2 separate regions of the Homo sapiens genome follow, and region 2 is linked to region 1. The links are chromatin loops, found by intact Hi-C in ENCODE. Cell type or tissue: PC-9. All regions are shown on one strand. Links, peaks and the distances in the headings refer to the core of each region. The heading gives the core; the rest is flanking DNA. Region 1 holds the start of LINC02366 (long intergenic non-protein coding RNA 2366). Region 2 holds the start of KLRK1-AS1 (KLRK1 antisense RNA 1).

Region 1 (8,104 bases), core at 1,166-6,165:
TTGGTTGTTGTACTAGCAGTTCAGCCAGTAAAAGATAGCTAAGAATAAGGAAAACAATTAATAAGTAGGTTTAATAAAAATTACATCAATGAAGCAGGATGGACAAATGCAACAAACTTCACCTCACAACTAATCTTTGAGAAAGAATTTTAAAATAAAGAACAAAGTCTTAACCATGCTGGAACAAAAGAAGGAAATGTCACTAGAAAACCAAATATATTCATATGTATCTAAAAGATAGAAATCTGACAGGATCAAATTGAGGAAGAAAATCTGGGCCCAAAAATAGAAATCAGATAAGATGGCTGATATGGGTGAGATGAATTCTGCAGATTCTGCTAACTTGCAATTAATGAAAATAAAGAGGAGTCTGGAGCCAAGAGTAATCATCCTTCGGATGACTGCTTAGAGATGGAATGTAAAACAGTTAGGCAGGTTGGCCCCATTTCCACACCCCCACGCAAACACAAACATTTACACACACACACACACACACAGAGAGAGAGAGAGAGAGACTCATGCAGTGAACAGTGTAGCATTTGCTTCCAGACTGGAGACATTAGTATGAATAACTGGGTCACAGAAGTAGCACAGTGTTCCAGGTGGTTGGCAACACCCAAAAGGAATGGAAAAATCTTTGTTCCTGCACTGGAAGGTCTTGCATTCGTAGATTCCAGCTGCCTCCACTAGAACACCGTAGGCAGGGGAAGAGGAATTAAACTTGATGCTTTTGAGCAGTGCATTGCTAAATGATTTATTGCTTTAATGGCCTTAGTACAATGATTATGACTTTGTTTTAGTATAATCTTTTTTTTCTAACATTTGATTCCTCTTCTGATATAAGCTCCATGAGAGATGGAAGTATCTATCTTTCAACACTATTTTCCCAACACGTTTTGTATTGTCTGGAACCTCTGAACCATCAGGTTGAGCCACCACTGCAAATGGTTTGACAATACTTTTACATATATGTGCATGTGTGTGTTTGTATATATTTCTACAGAACAAATCTCACCCATAGCCATCTTATCTGATTTCTATCTTTGGACCCAGATTTTCTTCGTCAGTTCAATCCTGTCAGATTTCTATCCTTTAGATTCCAACTGTCTTCATTCGATCATTGTAAGCAGGGGAAGAGAAATTCTCAAATGCAAATATAAAACTGCAATCAAGAGTGACAACCCACACAGTGCAGGACAATATCATTAAAGAGAGGCACCAAATAGACAAATAATAAGAAAAAAAGAATGAATAATTATATAAAGAGCACAGGTACTGAAAAGAAATTGACAAAAGAGTCAATGACTATTGATAATATAGTTGCCTTCATTGAAAATTCAAGAGAAACCAAATGACAGACCATTTAAATCAATAAACAAGTTCACCAGGTAAAAGATTACTAAAGGATTTAAAATGATTTCTGCCACGTAGTAAGTACTATGTAAGTATTAGCTAGTTATACAACAGTGACAAATAAAAAATGGAAGTTAAAAAAAAACCTGTTTACAAAACAGCAGCAAAAGATATTCAAAGGAAAAAACATAAACATTACTGAAGGGCATAAGGACATAAATAAGTGAAATGATAAGTTATTTTCAAGAATGAGAAGCAAGAGTATTGTAAAGATATTAATTCCCCTGGAATCCTCCAAATTTAGTGAAATTCTAATCTAAAATCGTAACAGAATTGTTCCATGAAATTTACAAACTGATCCTAAAATTAATCTAAAAGTTTCAATGAGTGATCACTGTGTACTTCAAGGACAACGATCTCAACTCAAAGAATTTAAGATTCTAGCTGTAACATGAAAAAATACGGTTAAATGCGTGGCTGATCTGGTAAAAATAAAAGGAAATGTTCATAGATTTAACAAAAATAAATAGAAAGCAAAAATCCAGGAGGGAAGTAAAGCCTGAAATTTGGTCCTGTCCTAAGGGTATATGTAAATCAAGGATAATCTGAGCCTTCATTGATATAGCACATGAGGACAAAGGACAGCCACAAAGTCCACATTCAAGTTGGACTAATGAACAAACATTCGTCAAATTGGAGACTAATTCATAGAAACTCCTCCAGCACACATGCACCTCGGATACAATAAAACTACACCCTGGTTGTGATGGAGAGCTACAAGCAAACAAACAAGCCAACAAAAAGGGAACAACAAATGTATTAAAGGTTTCAACCTCGGAAATGAGGGGAGAGAGGGAAAATCATTGCCATTAAGAATTCATAACCATAAGCCAGCCTTCAAACATGTTTGCAACATTTAGTCCCCAAAACTTCAACCTGAAAATTTATTTTAAAGTGATACCTTCAGTTTGCATGTAAGATGCAAAGGAAAACCTTTCCTGTAGAGGAAAGCAACTTCCACACAGATCCCAAGGAATACTTATAGATAAAATCCTCCCAGCAGAAGGTTATAGGGGAATTAAACACACACGTACTTAGGATGCACACACATGCACAGTGAGGAAACAGGTTGCCACAAGTAAACACCTGTAGAAACAAAACACAATAATCTGCCACTACCTAAAATAGGCCATAGATTTTTTTTTCTGCTTGTTTGGGAAGATAGAAATATGATAGAAAGGGGAAGAGAAAACAGGGATGCCCACGATGGATCCAGAAATAAGTATTAATCATGTATGTGTTGGGAATTGGAGTGCTCTTAGTAATCCAATTAAGACATTAAAATAATTCATATATGTCAATGATATGAGCCTCAGAAAGAACAGCAAGAGTTACTATGGCCTGAAAGGCTCAGAAGCAAGCAGGACTTAAATTGGGCTTAGAGGAAGTAAGATTTGCACAGTTTCTGAGAAATGAAGGGATATTTCAGGAAGTAGGAGAAATACACAAAGGTGGACATTCTCAAGGAGTCTCCGCAAATAGGGACAGGCCTTTGGACAATCACGCAATACTTCCACAAAAAAGAATGGCAGAAAATACTTCTAAAGGAAGATGATTGACAACCTCCAGAAAATAGACTAGAAAGGGGCAGGATCACATGTAAACACAGTGCCATAAGGCCAGTTGGTCAATTGATTAATTATGTACTACTTATAAAATAAGTAAATACTGAGAAATAATTAGCTAATTGTAAAAACAAACATCTATTATCCAATTGGGCAAGTGGGAACTATGTTTGATTGGAAGTCAGGAGACCTTAAATTCTCTTCCTAAATTTACCACTGACCAGTTTTGAAATTAAAGCTACCTGGGAATCAGTTTTTATATTGAAAATTGGGGAGGAGGAAGGTCTACGGAGAAGGGCAGATTAATTAATGATCTCACTTATGAACGCAGCTCTACAACTTTACAAAACCAAAAGAATGAAGAACGGTGCTCATTCCTCCGGTGCTCAAAAGAGGGCGCCCACAAGAGCAGCAGAGATTTACTGGAACCGATTTACTGAAAATCCCCGTTTTCATTTCCCGGTCTGAGTTTCATTACCCAAGAAATCCACAGGGTGGCGATAACACTGAACGGAATGTGAATTCAGAGTGGAAATTCTCAGAAACCGTATTCTTCAACGGCCAGTGTTTACAGATTTCCCTTTCCCTGATTTTATGATGTCACCAATGACACAGAAGCTGGCGAAACGCGTGAAGGCCGTACACAAGGCAATGACGGTGATGGCAATGATTCCCACGGGAGAACCAACTGTGATCCAGACCTTTGGCAATCCTCACAGTAATGCAAAGGAGACTTTACCATTCTCTTCCTCATTTTACAGAAAAAGAACTAGAAAGGGAGAAATCAAGTAAATTATCCAAGGTAACTGAGGTAGTGAGTGACCTCGGCGGAATTCAAACCTTAGTCTAGGGTCAGTGTCATGGTTCTTTCATCACAGCCCGCTGACAGCTCTGAAGAAAGCCTGTTTGACTAACACAAAGTGGCCTTTCTTCCTAACCATCTTCCTCACTGATATAGAAAGGAGAAATTTTGCCATTTTTTTCATAACTGAAAAGAAGCCTTAAAAGATTCTATTCATCTTTAGCACAGGATAATATTAGTAACTCTTTAAGCCACTATTAAATAATGATTGTATAGCTACAGCAGTTTCAATTTTAGTGTTTATATCAGGGTCACTGACTTTTCTTCCCTAATGCTTAAATGGGGCAGGAACATTTCTTCATTGAATGTCACGTTAAGGTGTGTTGAATTAGAAATAACAGAATTCTCTTCAAATTGAGTTAAAGGGAGGAAAAAGATGGCTTTTCAGTGTAATTACGGGTCATTTCAAAGAAAACAAGAAGTTTCTTTAAGTGATACAGGAGATTAGAATCAACAACTGGAAAACTATAAGAATTACACAGTTGTTCAAACTTTTTTCTTTCCACATTCTCTAGTCCATGGTTTTCTTGATATCTTTGGACTATTGCCTCTTTCTATTGGCTGACTTTCTCCTCTCTAGACCCGACAGCTCCTGAATTCCCACATCCTCAGCTTAAGTGACTATCAGAGACTGACTTATATCTGTGAATTTTGGCTCCTAACCTCTGAGAAAGAGAATTCAATATGGCCTGGCAACAGCTGTCAAGCAGCTAAACATAAACAAGGGTGATGATTATCAAAGCAGTATGTACTGAAAAACACAGACACCCCAGGAGACATATGTTATGACTGGCTAAATGTCTTTTTGAGAAGTTAAAAAGAAATAATTCATTTCCTGGATGATCAGGATGAAATTCTAAACCATTTGGCATGTCCACATTTCCCCCTGTATCTATGGTAATAACACTCATAAAACCATAATTTGGGATACAGATTTTAACAGTTTTTCCAAATATTTAAAGATAGGCCAAAATTATAATATTCTGAATTCATATTTCCATCTATACCTCAGTCTGACTATTTTTAGAATAAATTTTTTTTTAAATGTACCTTGCTGGGTGGAGCCTATAATCCCAACACTTTGGGAGGCTGAGGCAGGTGGATCACTGTGAATCCAGGAGACCAGTTGGAGACCAGCCTGGGCAACATAGCGAGACCCTGTCTCTACAAAAAAATTAAAAACTAGCCAGGTGCAATGGCACAAGCTTGTAGACATAACTACATGGGAGGCTGAGGTGAAATGATTTGTTTGAGCCCAAGAGTTCACGGCTGCAGTGAGCTATGATCATTACGCTGCGTTCCAGCCTAGGAGACACAGTGCGACCCAAGATGGAGTCACTGATATATGTTACCATTTGCGACGAGTACTTTTTTCCTGGAAAACAGTCCTCACATAATAAAGCAGGGCCAGGCAAGGTGGCTCATGCCTGTAATTCCAGCATTTTTGGAGGCTGAGGTGGAAAGACTGCTTGAGCCCAGGAGGCTGAGGCTGCAGTGAGCCATGATTGTGCCACTGCACTACAGCCTGGGTGACAGAGCAAGACTTTATCCAAAGATAGCTGAATAGGAACAGCTCCAGTCCGCAGCTCCTAGCATGATCGACACAGAAGACAGGTGATTTCTGCATTTCCAACTGAGGTACCTGGTTCATCTCACTGGGACTGGTTGGACAGTGGGTGCAGCCCATGGAGGGTGAGCCGAAGCAGGGCGGGGCATTGCCTCACGTGGGAAGTGCAAGGAGTCAGGGAATTCCCTTTCCTAGCCAAGGGAAGCCGTGACAGACTGTACCTGGAAAATCGGGACATTGCCACCCGAATACTGTGCTTTTCCAACAGTCCTAGCAAATGGCATACCAGGAGATTATATCCCGTGCCTGGCTCAGTGGGTCCCACGGCCACGGAGCCTTGCTCACTGCTAGCACAGCTGTCCAAGATTGAATGGCAAGGCGGCAGCCTGGCTGGTAGAGGGGTGTCCGCCATTGCTGAGGCTTGAGTAGGTAAACAAAGCAGCTGGGAAGCTCGAACTAGGCGGAGCCCACCTCAGCTCAACGAGGCTTGCCTGCCTCTGTAGACTCCACCTCCAGGGGCAGTGCATAGATGAACAAAAGGCAGCAGAAACTTTGCAGACTTAAACGTCCCTGTCTGACAGCTCTGAAGAGACCAGTGGTTCTCCCTACACAGTGTTTGAGCTCTGAGAATGGACAGACTGCCTCCTTAAGTGGGTCCCTGACCCTGTGTAGCCTAACTGGGAGACACCTCCCAGTAGGGGCCGACTGACACCTCATACAGTTGAGTGCCCTTCTGAGACGAAGCTTCCAGAGGAAGGATCAGGCAGCAATATTTGCTATTCTGCAATGTTTGCTGTTCTACAGCCTCCACTGTTGATACCCAGGTGTGGACCTCCAGCAAACTCCAACAGATCTGCAGCTGAGGGACCTGATTGTTAGAAGGAAAACTAACAAAAAGAAAGGAGTAGCATCAACATCAACAAAAACCACATCCACACCAAAACTCCATCTGTAGGTCACCATCATCAAAGACCAAAGGTAGATAAAACCACAAAGATGGGGAGAAACCAGAGCAGAAAAGCTGAAAATTCTAAAAACTAGAGCACCTCTTCTCCTCCAAAGGATCACAGCTCCTTGCCAGCAACAGAACAAAGCTAAATGCTCCAATTAAAAGACACAGACTGGCAAATTGGATAGAGTCAAGACCCATCGGTGTGCTGTATTCAGGAGACCCATCTCACAAGCAGAGACACACATAGGCTCAAAATCAAGGAACGGAGGAAGATCTACCAAGCAAATGGAAAACAAAAAAAGGCAGGGGTTGCAATCCTAGTCTCTGATAAAACAGACTTTAAACCAACATAGATCAAAAGAGACAAAGTAAGCCGTTACATAATGGTAAAGGGATCAATTCAACAAGAAGAGCTAACTATCTTAAATATATATGCACCCAATGCAGGAGTACCCAGATTCATAAAGCAACTCCTTAGAGACCTACAAAGAGACTTAGACTCCCACACAATAATAATGGGAGACTTTAACATCCCACTGTCAATATTAGACACATCAACGAGACAGAAGGTTACCAAGGATATCCAGGACTTGAACCCAGCTCTGCACGAAGCAGACCTAATAGACATCTACAGAACTCTCCACCACACATCAATAGAATATACATTCTTCACAGCACCACATCACACTTAATCCAAAATTGACCACATAGTTGGAAGTAAAGCAGTCCTCAGCACATGTAAAAGAAGAGAAATCACAAGAAACTGTCTCTCAGACCACAGTGCAGTCACACTAGAACTCAGGATTAAGAAACTCACTCAAAACCGCACAACTACATGGAAACTGAACAACCTGCTCCTGAATGACTACTGGGTAAATAACGAAATGAAGGCAGAAATAAAGATGTTCTTTGAAACCAATGAGAACAAAGACACAATGTACAAGAATCTCTGGGACACATTTAAAGCAGTGTGTAGAGGGAAATTTATAGCACTAAATGCCCACAAGAGAAAGCAGGAAAGATCTAAAATCGACACCCTAACATCACAATTAAAAGAACTAGAGAAGCAAGAACAAAGAAATTCAAAAGCTAGCAGAAGGCAAGAAATGACTAAGATCAGAGCAGAACTGAAGGAAATAGAGACACAACAAAACCCTTCAAAAAAATCAATGAATCCAGGAGCTGGTTTTTTGAAAAGATTAACAAAACTGATAGGCCGGTAACAAGACTAATAAAGAAGAAGAAAGAGAAGAATCAAATAGATGCAATAAAAAATGATAAAGGGGATATTACCACTGATCCCACAGAAATACAAACTACCATCAGAGAATACTATAAACATCTCTACGCAAAGAAACTAGAAAATCTAGAAGAAATGGATAAATTCCTGGACACACACACCTTCCCAAGACTAAACCAGGAAGAAGTTGAATCCCTGAATAGACCAATAACAGGCTCTGAAATTGAGGCAATAATTAATAGCCTACCAACCAAAAAAAGTCCAGAACCAGACAGATTCACAGCCAAATTCTACTAGAGGTACAAAGAGGAGCTGGTACCATTCCTTCTGAAACTATTCCAATCAATAGAAAAAGAAGGAATCCTCCCTAACTCATTTTATGAGGCCGGCATCATCCTGATACCAAAGCCTGACAGAGACGCAACAAAAAAAGAGAATTTTAGGCCAATATCCCTGATGAACATCGATGAGAAAATCCTCAATAAAATACCGGCAAACCGAATCC
Region 2 (8,104 bases), core at 1,388-6,387, 380 kb after region 1:
GATAAAGAGAAGGACAGGGTTACACTGATAAGGCTGACAGTGAGAAGGGGTAGTCCTTTTAGTGAAATAGATGAGGGGTTTTAGATTTGCACAAACCTTTTTCGTGGAAGTCCAGCTTTGCTCCTGGGTAGTTTAAGGGATGTGGTCCCATTTACTACAAGGTTGCCAGCCTGTAGGAGCAGAAAATCAGCATCTTGGCTGCAGGTCATTACAACAATGACTGCTAGGGGTACCTGTGTCAGTTAGAGGGCTGGGACATAAATATTTGTGTGAAAAGGCTAGCTGTTGTTGATATTTTACATTTCCACAAGGTATGACAGAGCAAGAGTTAAAGGCAATGGTCTGAGGTGAGTCAGACTTAGTTACATTAATAACAACGGAGCTAGTAACAAAATACGGAAAGGAAAGGAAGCGATATAGAAGGTATATGAAAATTAAGCTTTCTTTAACTTTAACTTAGTAGGGCTTAATCCTAGTACAGTAACCCATGATTCTGAGAGGAAGATGTTTTCTTGACTCGAGTATGGTGGGACCATTTTTTTCTTGGCTGTGCGGACGGCAGTCTCAGTGGTTAATAGCATAAAATAGGGTTCTTCCCAGGCTGGCTTGAGTTTTTTTTTCTTTCTATCTTTTGATAAGGATGTGGTTTTCAGGCTGGTGCTGGTGTACTGGAAATTCTAGGGGTGCTACCTGTGCTAAAAGACTTTTAGCTCCAAGGGAAGGGAAAGTGGAAGATAGATTAAGTATATAATTTCTGCTGCATATCCTGGGGCTTGAGGCCTCATGGTTATGCCCCTTGCTCTATTCCTGCTCAGCGCTGCCCAGGAGACACTGTGGCCCTGCCCCCTCTTAATGTTTGGCCTTCTTATGGCCTTCACCACCCTGCACTCTGTGGCCTTGGGGATGAGGGTCCTTGTGACTTACCGGGTTGCCTTTAGGCCTTAAGAAAGCCAAACACCATTTTATATTTGACAATGTTTTTGTATGATTTTATACCAGATAAGTTAAATTTTACCATTATATTAATGTGCTATTGATGTTCAACTTAATTTTAATAAAATCTTGTAGACATTATTTATCCAATTTTAATGTCTAACTATAAGGTAAGACTTTTATAGATTCTTTAACTTTTTATAATTTTTGTTAAAGAGCAGGTTAGTGCTTTAAGAAAAATCTATAGTGATTTTATTGTAATATCCAGTTCACAGAAAAACTGGATGATACCCCTTTAACTTTAGCCAATATGTTAACACACAGAATTTCCTTTACAATTAACATTTTAAAACTTGCTTAAATCTTTAAAACAGAAAAAAAGTTTAGCCTTTAATGTAGGTAAAAATCTGTATTCTTATGCCTCTTTATAATCCTGTTATTAAAAGTATTTTTTTACATACCTTGTACATAAACTTTTTTTAATAATTTTACATTCAGGAGGCCTGTTTTTCAGTTATACAATATTTTTTGCATAAATTCCCTTTTATAGCTTTTCTTATGACTTTCACAGACAATCTTCAGCATGTCTTAACTTTCTGCCTTCCTTTTTCACTATTTTTCTAGTTTCACTCTCTGTATCTTCCTTTGATTTCTGTCTCTTCCAGTTTCTCTCTTACTTACTCTTTCCCTCTATTTCTCTCTCTCTCTCATTTGCGCTCTATTTTCCTCTCTCTCTCTCTCTCTCTCTCTCATCCTGTTTCCCTTTCTTTTCCCAAGTTCTCCTGCTCCTGCTGCGAGCCCTGCTGGGCCATGGCACGGGCCCCACCCCCACGCACACGCAGCTGTCTGTTTCTCCTGTGTTTTTTATTTTTCCTGATTTCCCTTTTTATATTTTTTCCTTTCTTTTTACACTTAGTTTCTCTGGCTGGGTGGGTGGGATTTGCCCGGCTGTAGTCTGGGCCCCAGGCAGTCACCGGCCCAGAGGATTGGCAGATGCCTGCCGCAAATTGCAAGAATTATGCCCTTTCACCTCCTCTGCTCTCCTCCCGGCACCAGTCCCCAAGCTCTTTGGGGAGAGGGACTTACCCCTTGGCGTGCCTGCCTGGCTGTTTGGCTCTATGCTTGCTGTTTTTGCTTTCTTTCCCTCTGACTTCCTCTCCTAGTTTTTTTCTTTTCTGCTGGTCTTTCTTTTTTCTCCACCTGTAGCAGGATTGATAAGGAATCAGGAACACCAAGGGGTTGAGGAGGATTTTTATTATTTAGGTGCACTGGCCCAGTTGGATTAACATCCAAATGACTGAGCCCTGAACAAAGAGTCAAGTTATCTTTTAAGTATTTTGTCTGTGGGGGAAGATTTGTGCAGGGGGAAGCATATTACAGAAGCAAGAAACAAAGACAGTTATTCAATTGAGACATACATTACATTGTTTCTTACTTTTCAAGGAAAAGCATGTTTTATGACTTGAGTTTGTCTGTCTAGTGACCTTGCAGCTGCACAGCTAGAGAAACAGGGTCTTCACAATGCCTGGGAAAGGGAGAGATAAGGCTCACTAGCCACGGAAAAACAGGCAGTTAATTTTTAAAGGACTCCAGTTCTTTCTCTTCCTCAGGGGGAATTGGGTTTTCTTACATACAACTGAGTTTTTGCTTACACATTCTTTAATTTCTTTTAATTCCTGTTCCATTCCCCCCTTTGGTGCTTTTTATAACAAATGTGTTAACAGAAAGCACCACTATTTGCCACGTCTTCGTGGAGCTGAGCTGCTGCTTCTACCAGCAGCGACTGATATCTGGTTAATGCCATCATCTGCATGGTAGTGTATCAGGCCACTATTGCCTCCATAGTTGACTGAATACTTCTAATAAACAGGGGTAAAAGGCAAGGGAGGATGAGGCAGATGCCAAGAATAACCAAGAACCCACCAATGAGGCTTTTGAATCCTCTAAAGGCTGAGAACCATCCTCCAAACAAGGAATCCGGGGACCACCCAGACCAAGTCTGAACTGGAATATGGGCCAATGTGTGCATTCTAGCGGTGATTTCCATGACAGCTCAACCATTATCATCGATTTCTAGGCAACAGTTGGTTAAATTAAATTTTCCACATACTCCTCCTCCTGAGGCTAAGAGGTAATCTAAAGCCAATCTATTTTGATATATAGCATTCCTCATTTCTGTTGTTGTATTTTTTTCCATGTGAGTTCCTTGGTGGAACTCTTTTAAAAATCTGGGGGCCACCATTTCAGGTATGGCTAGCCTCCCATTGGATAATATTTACCATCTCCTTTTAATGTAGTTTTTATTTTTCTGGGCAAAATAAGCCCTTTCATTTGGAGTGTAGCTTGGGATATCCAGGAGAGGAATCTCTGGGAGGAGAGGCATAGCTAAGGCTTCCTCTTTAAAAGGTGGAGTTGTCATTGCAGCCTGCTTTGCCTCTTTGTCTGTTTTCTTATTTTATTTTATTTTTTTAGCCTTTAGTATTCTTCCTTTTTGGTGCCCCTTGCAGTACATCACTGCCACCTTTTGGGGCCTATACAGCATTTAAGAGCTCTAGAATTTCTTCCTTATACTTTATTTCTTTACTTTCAGCAGTTAAAATTATTTTTTCTTTGTAAATAGTCTCATGAACATGCAAAGTGGCAGAAACATATCTGGAATATGTGTAAATATTTGTCTTTTGGTCTTTGGCTAGCCAGAGAGCTCTTGTCAGAGCTATTAGTTCTGCTTTCTAAGCAGAAGTTTTTGTAGGCAAAGACTGCACCTCTACTACTGAATCCAAAGTCACCACTGCATACCCAGCTTGGCGGACTCCGTTTAGTATGAAACTGCTTCCATTAGTAAAATATTCAATGTCCAGGTCCCTGAGGGATGTATCTGTCAAATCTCTCTGGCTTAAGAACACTTCATCTATCACATTTACACAGCAACGAAGGGGGTCTCCTGGCACTGACTCGATGAGGAGCAAGGTAGCCGGGTTTAGGGTATTCACCATCTCTAAAGTCAGTTTATTAGCTTCTTGTGCCAGTAGGGCAGTAGCAGCTAGTGCTTTAAAACAAGGAGGCCATCCAAGTGCCACAGAATCTAACTGCCTGGATAAGTGTGTCACTGGGCAATGCCATGACCTTATGGCTTGAGTTAGAATCTTTATGGCCTCCCTTTCACTTGTGGACATTCAAGAAGATAAGCTTAGTTAGTTAGATCTGGCAGTCCTAAAGCTGGGATCTGAGTCAAGGCTTCTTTGATTTTTTGAAAAGCCTTCTTCTGGTTGGCCTCCTAGAGGAGGAGTCCTTCTTTCCTCCTCTTTGTGGCTTTGTATAATGGCTTAGCCACAAGCAAGAAATTTGGGATCTAAATGCGGAAGAACTTTGCTGCCCTTAGGAACTCTGTTATTCGACGCCAGGTGGTTGGAGTAGGAAGTGCACAAACAGCCTGCTTTTGTTCACTACTAAGCCATCTTTCCTCTTGGCTTATGTAAAAGCTTAAGTACTGGACACTTTTCGAGCAGATCTGAGCTTTTTTCTGACCCTTTATATCCTGCCTTTCACAGCAGTCTTGGGTTTCTCCTGGGTGCAGTAGCCCTTGGCCAGTGGTTTTTTCATACCATGGCCTTGACCATTCTCCTTATTCTTTTGACATTTATCCTTCTAGTGTCCTTTTCTTTTGCACCATGTACATTAATCTCTCTCTAGCCTTGGCTGGCTTTCAAATTGCTGTCCAGACTAGCCTTTTCCACAACTGCATTCACACCCGCATCTATGCCTCCTTGCAAAGCCAGCCTCTCTTCCCATAAGGGCTGCTGCTTGTAAATAAGCCTTTATTAAGCCTCCAATCAGCTTTCTTCTTTGCCTCCTGGTCTCAGTTAATGTACACCTTGGTAGCCACTTTAATAAGCTGAGTAGCATTCACACCTACGGAGCTTCTAACTTCTGCAATTTATGCCTGATATCTCCTTGGGCCTGCCTTACAAATGCCGTATTTACTATTCACTGATTTTCAGCAGCCTCGGGGTTAAACAGAGTGTACAAGCAAAATGCCTATAAAACTGGCTGGTGCTTTTATCTGCACCATGGAGCACTTCTGAGATTTTTTTATATTGGTTGCCTTTTCCTTTTAACATCCTTTAGCCTTTGTAAAAGTGCTTCTCGGCACTTTTGTAGGTGCTGAAGCTGGACTGCATCGTCTGGGTCCTAGTGGGGGTCTGCTTGTCCTCTTAAGAGGCAGAAGCATAACTTGGGCATGACTTGACCTGAGACGGCCTGCCTACCTTTTTGAGCCTTTCGTTTTAACTTCCTGGAGCTCCGATTTCTCCTTCTCAGGTGAGAGTGGGAGCATGTATCTGTTTGAACTTACCTCCTTAGGGGCAATTAGCCTTGGTAAGGGGGGATAGATTGGAATATAGGTAGGAAGGATCTCTATTCCATCCTGTGATTCTTGCAAAACTGGTTTTCTCTTTCCTGAGACTCTTTTTTTTTTTTGGTCTGCATAGCTTCCAGGGCAGCTGACTTTCACTTTCACTTTTGGATCGGTGGTGCTAGAAGCCTCTGTGACTTTCCCTTTAACTCCGTAGCTGCCAGCACAGTTGGTTTATCTCGGCGTGAGCTGCGAGCATTCTACAATAAACTGCTAGGCAGGGCTGCGTACATTTAGCCATGAGTCAATATAAAGACTAGGTCTGAATGCCCTGGCTGTCCTCCGACCCTAGTCACCACCTTAAAACACACGGCCAATTTCTCTACAGTGCCTTCGGCCAGCCATCTGACACTAAAAGAGGGCTATTGTAATTCACAGTATGTCTTTAACTTTTGAACATCCAGTTTCATCCCACAATCACCTCTAAATCCTTTCTTTAAAATTTTTATCATGCACTCCAAAGGAGTTGGTTTTGACGCTTTCCCTCCCATTTCCTCCCTTGCGGCACACTCTCACTCTCACTCTCACTTTCACTCTCAGGTCCAGCAGACCCGGTCCTATTACAGGAGTTTCGGACACTGCTTAGCCAGGAAGGTGTCTTCCCCTGTCACAGCCTGCTACAGCTGCAAAGCTCGTCCTATCAGCTGTATGCAATGTCCTAGGTCTGATTTCCCCCCACACTCGCCTCAGAGCACACAGCCCGTGCTAAGGGATCTGTGCCTCCCCACGTCACTCCCTGCATTGGCCTCTCCCGAGACCATCGCTTTCACACACTTTCACACACCTTCCTTGCCCCAGGATTCCTCATTGGACGAAATGAGCCTCTCTCATGTCCCGGGTGAGTCTAGTTAGGCTCCCACTTTCACACACATACACCACTCCTACTGCAGGAGTCCTCATCGGATGGAATGAGCCTCTCTCATGACCTGGGTGAGCCTAGTTAGGCTCCCATATTCACACACATACACACACCACTCCCAGTTCCTGTCTCCAGATCCAGTGAACCACTTTCACTTTGTTAGTGGGGACATAAGCTTCATCCAAATTGGCAGGCCACTCCTGCTGCCCCCAGCCACTCTGGGTTGGATTAGTGGTCAGTCCCTGGGAGGTGATCAAGCTCCCCTTTGTCCCTATGGGACGGGCTTTCCTGCCTTGGGCCTATACTCCTTACCACAGTTCCTGAAGTGCTGGTATCGTCCTGCAGCCCCATCCTCGGTTCCATTGCGCTGCCAGGCAGGGTGCTGGGACGTGGGGAGAGCTGGTCTATATATCCGGGTGAAGCTCAGCTGTGGCACACCTTGGATGCCGGGTCTCTCCTGGCCCCGGGGACCTAGTATCGCAGGCAAAGGGGACAGTAAATCTGTCATCTCCAATCCTGATGAGCCCCCAGAAATGTATCGGGATATATAAGGAATCAGAGAGACCAAGGGATTGAGGAGGATATTTATTATTTAGGTGCACTGGTCCACTTGGATTAACATCCAAAGGACTGAGCCCCAAACAAAGAGTCAAGTTACCTTTTAAGCATTTCGTGGGTGGGGGAAGATTTGTGCAGGGGGAAGCGTATAACAGAAGCAAGAAACAAAGACAGTTATTCAATTGAGACATACATGACATCATTTCTTTTCAAGGAAAAACATGTTTTATGACTTGAGTTTATCTGTCTAGTGACCTTGCAGCTGCACAGCTAGAGAAATAGGGTCTTCATAATGCCTGGGAAAGGGAGAGATAAGGCTCACTAGCCACAGAAAACAGGCAGTTAATTTTTAAAGGACTCCGGCTCTTTCTCTTCCTCAGGGGGGAATTGGGTTTTCTTATATACAACTGAGTTTTTGCTTACACATTCTGTAATTTATTTTAATTCCTGTTCCATGCCAGCCACCTATGCTGCTGTTTTCCCCCTCCTTCCCCTTTCCCTAGGGAAGGGACTGGTGGCAGTGGGGCTATTCTTTCTTCCCCCAAGAAGAAAGGAAAGGGGGGTTCTGAATATTTTTCTTACTACTGGGAGTTTGTGTGAGGTTCAACGCCCCCCTCCCATGGGGATTCCTCACCTCTTTCTGAGGTTCAACCCGCCTCATGGGGATTTCTCACCTCTTTCTGAGGTTCAACACCCCTTCTATGGGGATTTCTCACCTATTTTTAACCTCCAAGACATCCCGACTAAGGAATAATCTACTGACCCTGCAGTTTCTCTCTCCTTGGTACGTCCTAACTAAGGAATGCTTTACCGTCCTGTGGCTTTTTTTTTTTTTTTTTTTTTAGTCCCGATCACCAAGGAAATACTTTATTGGCTCCCACAGCTTCTTCTTTCTTGGCCTGTGCACAAAGTTGTCGCCACAGTATGTGAGGATCCTTTAAGCTAGGTTGCTGGCCAGTTTCTTTTTTTTTTTTTTCTCTCTGTGTTGCTGAGAGTCTGGGTTTATTTGTCTCAATTTGTCATTCCTGAGGGCCCCTTCAATGAGGTAGGGGAGTGCACTCCCTCATGAGAGAGGACTGGAGACCACCCCTGGAGGAGAATGTATCCCCATACAGACTGCCACCAAATTGTTTGAAATGCTTGTTCCCCAGTGCCATAAAAAAATAGCACTTGAACATAGATTTATTTAGTGTGGCCATTTTTTTTTTTTACTTCCTGCAGAAAGGGTATACTCATCAGCAGTTTTGCCACGAGTGTACACCAAACAAAGGAGACAGCATCATTTATAACCTGCCGCATCCACCCTACTGCTGTATCCAGTTTCCATTGACTGGAACAGGACC

Evidence for each region. A loop is a pair of places that touch in the nucleus more often than their neighbours do. Peaks named below come from ENCODE experiments on the same cell type or tissue, not always from the same donor. Only the 100,000 strongest peaks of a DNase experiment are listed, where the experiment ranks them.
Region 2: it touches region 1 in a loop (3.0-fold over the local background); 6 of 110 quality-filtered maps call a loop at or near these places.

What each region holds. Positions count from the first base shown.
Region 1 is chr12:10,745,653-10,753,756 of GRCh38, reverse strand. LINC02366 (long intergenic non-protein coding RNA 2366) reads right to left here and starts at 3,523. Exons shown (of 7, transcript NR_120463.1): 1 at 3,457-3,523. RefSeq lists a silencer at 3,463-3,512. In PC-9, for the core only: CTCF peaks have their summits at 3,240 and 3,442; a DNase peak (open chromatin) is centred at 3,466; H3K4me3 peaks cover 517 bases.
Region 2 is chr12:10,362,445-10,370,548 of GRCh38, reverse strand. It overlaps KLRK1-AS1 (KLRK1 antisense RNA 1), which reads right to left and starts at 6,780. Exons shown (of 4, transcript NR_120430.1): 1 at 6,516-6,780. RefSeq lists enhancers at 5,730-5,799, 6,260-6,309. In PC-9, for the core only: a CTCF peak has its summit at 3,429 (motif pointing left); a DNase peak (open chromatin) is centred at 5,398; H3K4me3 peaks cover 1,897 bases; H3K27ac peaks cover 1,831 bases.